Linked DNA regions of Homo sapiens: region 1 is linked to region 2. A link is an interaction called in ENCODE POLR2A ChIA-PET data of the cell type or tissue named here. Cell type or tissue: OCI-LY7. All regions are shown on one strand.

Evidence for each region. ChIA-PET counts read pairs that join two places held together with the same protein. Peaks named below come from ENCODE experiments on the same cell type or tissue, not always from the same donor. Only the 100,000 strongest peaks of a DNase experiment are listed, where the experiment ranks them.
Region 1: POLR2A ChIA-PET joins it to region 2 with 5 read pairs; 2 of 35 experiments call an interaction of 5 or more read pairs at or near these places.

Annotation. Positions count from the first base shown.
Region 1 is chr15:73,963,411-73,965,910 of GRCh38, reverse strand. No RefSeq gene overlaps it. Among named protein-coding and RNA genes, the nearest start is that of STOML1, 28 kb to the left of the region's middle. In OCI-LY7, CTCF peaks have their summits at 769 and 970 (motif pointing right); a DNase peak (open chromatin) is centred at 1,000; H3K4me3 peaks cover 906 bases; H3K27ac peaks cover 899 bases.
Region 2 is chr15:73,725,684-73,728,183 of GRCh38, reverse strand. No RefSeq gene overlaps it. Among named protein-coding and RNA genes, the nearest start is that of INSYN1, 26 kb to the left of the region's middle. In OCI-LY7, no CTCF peak of the experiment used is centred here; no DNase peak of the experiment used is centred here.

The sequences.
Region 1 (2,500 bases), 240 kb before region 2:
TGAAAGAGAAGAGTGTTTTATTTCCTCTTAGGATATAGAAAAACCACAAGGGAACATCATTCCCATTCTTTTCTGGGGGGGCTCCAGTGATCATCCCACCTCAGCCTCCTGAGTAGCTGGGACTACAGGCTCCTGTCGCCATGTCTGGCTAATTTTTTTTTTTTTTTTTTTTTTTTTTTTGTAGAGACAGGGTTTCCCCATGTTGCTCAGGCTGGCTGGTCTTGAACTCCAGGGCTCAAAGGGTCCACCCACCTCACCCCCGAAAGTGCTGGGAGTACAGGAATGAACCACCCCGCCCCCCGACTCTAACAATAACAAAACACCAGATAATTTGCAAAACCATAATTTCTTAAACCAGTCAGATAGCTGAGGTGGCAGGCAACCAAGAGAACTGAATTCCAAAGAGTGACAAGCCCCTCCAAGGAAAGGCAAGACCAACTGTCTTGGGCAGAGCATGTGGTGGGCAGGAGGGAGTCTGCCCTGCCTTCTGAGCTTTTTGCACAGGCCTTCACTGCAGGAAAAAGACTGGAGGCAGAGGGGGAGCCGGGAGAGACCCCTCCCCCTTGCTGGTGGCACAAGCACTCAAGCGGTGATTGACTGCTGTGCAGCGACCCCCACCTGCTTCCCCAGGACGATTCTCTCTGGGCAAAACCACGTGGGAGGCTGCACTCTCTGGCCCCAGGGCTGCTGCGGGAGAGGCAGAAACGAAGATCCACTGCTTCTGGGGCAGGATCAAAGTAAACACCACTTGCCCCTGTGGGAGGCGCAGGACGCACTCTCCTGTGTTAAACCCACAGGAGATAGAAGGCACGACAGGAGGGACAGGAGCACTTCGAAGACTCCACCTTCTGAGACCCTAGTACACAGGCTCTGCGGAGGCTGGGCCAGGAGAATGGAGCAACATCCCACCGTCCGGAAACCCTTTAACACACGTCCACAAACTGCCTCCACTACTAGCCCAACCAAGAGTAGCAGCAACGGCATTTACCACCAGGGGGCGGGCAAGAGCACACAGAGACATTTACCACCAGGAGGAGGGCAAGACCACGCATCCCCTAGGTAGTGCAGGCGAGCAGGGGTTGCTGAGAGCTGAGGGTGGAGCCGCAACTTCCAGAAAATTTCCGGGACCCTCAGGCTGTCTGTGAGAAACACACTTTAAATATAAAAACCTAGGGCTGGGGCGGTGGCTCACACCTGTAATCCCAGCACTTTGGGAGGCCTAGGCGGGCTGATCTCCTGAGGTCAGGAGTTCGAGACCAGCCTGGCCAACATGGTGAAACCCCATCTCTACTAAAAATACAAAAATTAGTCGGATGTGGTGGCACATGCCTGTAATCCCAACCACTTGGGAGGCCGAGGCACGAGAATCGCTTGAACTCGGGAGGTGGAGGTTGCAGTGAGCTGAGATCACGCCATTGCACTTCAGCCTGGGCAACAGAGCGAGACTCTGTCTCAAAAGAAATAAAAAATAATAATAAAGACCTAGATAGCCTAAAACCAAAGGAATGGAAAAAAGGCATGCCATGCAAACACTAATCCAAAGAAAGCTCAAGTGTCTATATTAATGTCAGATGAAGCAGAAACAGAGAATATTTCCAGGAATAAAGAAGGACTGTATATAAAGGGGTTGATTCATCAAGAGGACATCATAACTGTCCATGCATGTGCACTGGAGAACACAGTCAGGGTACATGCAATCGAGACCGTTAGAGCTGAAAGGAGAAATAGACACATCCACTCTTCTCTCAATATTTGGTAGAGCGAGTACACAGAAAATCAGGCTGGGTATGGGTAACTTGAATAACACTAATAACCAACAATCTGATTGACATTTATAGGACATTTCGCACAACAACAGCAGAATACACATTCTTTTTGAGTGCCCATGGAACTTTAGCAAGATAGACCATATTCTGGGCCATAAAGCAAATCTTAACAAATTAAAAATAATTGAAATCATACAAAGTATGTTTTCTCACCATAATGAAATTAAACTATAAATCAGTAACAGAAAGATATCTGGAAAGTCCCCAAATGTTTGGAAATCAAACAACACACTTTTAGATAACTTATGGTTCAAAGAAGAAACCATGAGGATAATTAGAAATATTCTAATGGAAATAAAAATACAACATATCAACACTGTCGATGAAAAGAGTCGAACTCTGTAAAATATTTTAGGAGATTTATTCTAAGCCAAATATGAGTGACCATGGCCCGTGACACAGCCCTCCGAAGCTCCTGAGAACATGTGAACATGTGCCCAAGATGGTCGGGGTGCAGCTTAGTTTTATATATTTTAGGAAGCATGAGACATCAGTCAAATACATTTAAGAAATACATTGGTTTGGTTCAGAAAGGAGGGACAACTCAAAGTGGGGACTTCCAGGCTATAGGTAAATTTAAACATTTTCTGGTTGACAATTGGTTGAGTTTGTCTGAAGATCTGGGATCAATAGAAAGGAAATGTTCAGGTTAAAATAAAGGATTGTGGAAACCA
Region 2 (2,500 bases):
GACAGGACAGAAGGCTGCTAGAGTGGTTAAATTCCAGTTTTAATTAGTGGAAATTTGCTTGGCGGTGTGGAGAGGAATGGCCCAAGTGACCTCTAGAGCTGTAAGGGGAAAGGAGGGGTGGGGTGTGGAGGGCAATGCACGGGTTCCAGCACAAGGAAGAGATTTACCCCATCTACAACCACTTTGGGGTGACTCAAGTATACTGTGAGTACCTTGGACCCACCTGCCGGCAGACAAATGGGTTGTTTCCTCAGGGCCCAGCCACAAGGGCCCACTCTGCCTGCTACCCCGTGTGACATGCAGGATCTCACTAAGTAAGATCCTACTGGCCTCTGGCCGTGGGAGAGGCTGAGGTCTGATTTCTCTCCCGGAAGCCCAGCAGGCCCCAGGCCAGAGCACAGCTAGTCCCAGGTTGTCGCTATGCCCTCTGCATTCCTATCTGGTTGGCAGGGAGCTCTAGGCTTGTAGTGAGAGCTCCCTTCATTATAGAAAAGGGAGCTTAATGTTCTAGGAACTCATCTCCTTCTCCTCTTCCACCTTCTCCTACTCCTTGACTCATCAAGCACTAAGTAAGCATGTCTAGTCATCTTTCACGTCACACAAACAGACTTCTCTGCTTTTTAAAGATGTGCATCCTGGGCTGTGGACACAGCAATAGAGAAGGGCTGCACTGAATGAATCACACTTTTGCCTGACTGCCCCAGTGATAAGTGGCCTTCCTAGTGGTTGGATGGGAATAAGAGCTCAACTGTAAGACAGGCCGGTCTACAACCAGAGATAGGGCCCAGGGAGAGACCAAAAATAGGACTCAGTTCAGATCAAGGAAGGGGCTGAGTCTATAACTAGAATCAGGGTTCTATCTGTGACCAGGATCAGGGCTCAGTATATGACCAGGATTAGGGTTCAGTGTGTGATCAGGATCAGGACTCAGTGCACCACTGGGGTCAGGGTTCAGTGTGTGACCAGATCAGGGCTCTGTGACCAGAATTGTAGCTCAGTCTATGACCAGAGATTGAGCTTAGTGTGTGACCACAGTCAGCTCAGTGTGTTCCCATGGTTGGGGCTCAGTCTGTGACCCTGAGCCCATCACAGCGTCAGGGTTCAGTGTGTGACCAGGATCAAGGCTCAGTGCGTGACTGGGGTAAGGGCTCAGTGTATGATTAGAATCAGGGTTCAGTGTGTGACCAGAATTGGAGCTCAGTCTATGACCAGGGTTGGAGCTAAGTGTGTCTCCAGGGTTGGGGCTCAGTCTATGACCCTGAGCCCATCACAGGGTCAGGGTTTAGTGTGTGACCAGGGTCAGGGTTTTGTCTTTCCTATATGACTCAGTTCTCTGATCTAGTATAAACCTTTCTTCACATACAAAATGTGAAACAAATTGTTGCTCTCCTGTCTTAAGACCTTTTATGGGAAAAGCCTGCAAAAAAGATTTCCATGGTGCCTGGTGGTCTTTAGGAATGCAGTGCAGCCATTTGGCAGAGCGCCGGAGACCCTCGTGGCCTGGCCTCTGCTGCTCTCTACTCACCTTGCTTCTCCTCTCCATGCAGCTTTTGTTCAAGGCATAGGAGCTGCTTGCAGTTCCCTGAAGTGCCTGGTTACTTCATGCATCTGTGTTCTTCAAGGCCATTTCCCCTCGTGGCACTGACCCTGCCCCTCTTCAGTACTGTGTAGCAGTTAGAAGCTCAAGCGCTAAAGTAGACGAAAGCTGGATTCAAACCTGCCTCCGTCACTTCCTTGCTGTGGGATTTTTGGGCAAATAGCTTAGCTTCATCTTTACACAGAGGCATACTCAATATTCATGCATGGGCTGGTGGGAGATTTTCCTGGTGAGCCCGTGGTCAGGTTTTAATGCATATTACTCATTTTCATCATTAATGGTTCCCCATTGTGTCTGAGATGTTTGGTGAACACTCAGCATCCCTTTCCTGCCATCTTCTCATGGCCTTGCTAGACTGCAGTGCCTGGGAAGCTAAACATGCAGGGCTCCCTTGCAGCTGAAGTTGTGTGTGAATTAAGTTCCAGCAATTAGAGGCCCTTTGGCAAAACCTGGAAGGCAGATTTGGAGGCTTATCTGTGGCTGCTTTCAGCCAGTAAGCCTGTGGAACTGCAGCAGCATTTCAGTGCTGAGGCCTCAGATTCAGGGGTGTGGAAGGGTAGCAGCGATGGGTTTCTTTTTGTACCCTGGATCAGGTTGAAGCATGGTCTTGAACCCAATGGTTCCAATGATTCTTCCCCCATTCCCCATATTTTTGCTGCTATAACTAAATACCACAAATTCAGAGGCTTGTAACAACACACATTTATTCTCTCATAGCTGTGGAGGTCAGAAGTCCAAAATCGGTTTCACTGGGCTAAAGTCAAGGTGTCAGCAGCTCTGAGTTCCTTCTGGAGGCTCCAAGGACAGTCCATTTCCTTGCCTTGTCCAGTTTCTAGAGGCCTCCTGCCTTCCTTGGCTCACAGCCCCTTCCTCCGTCTTCAAGCCAGCTCCTGGTCTGTCATC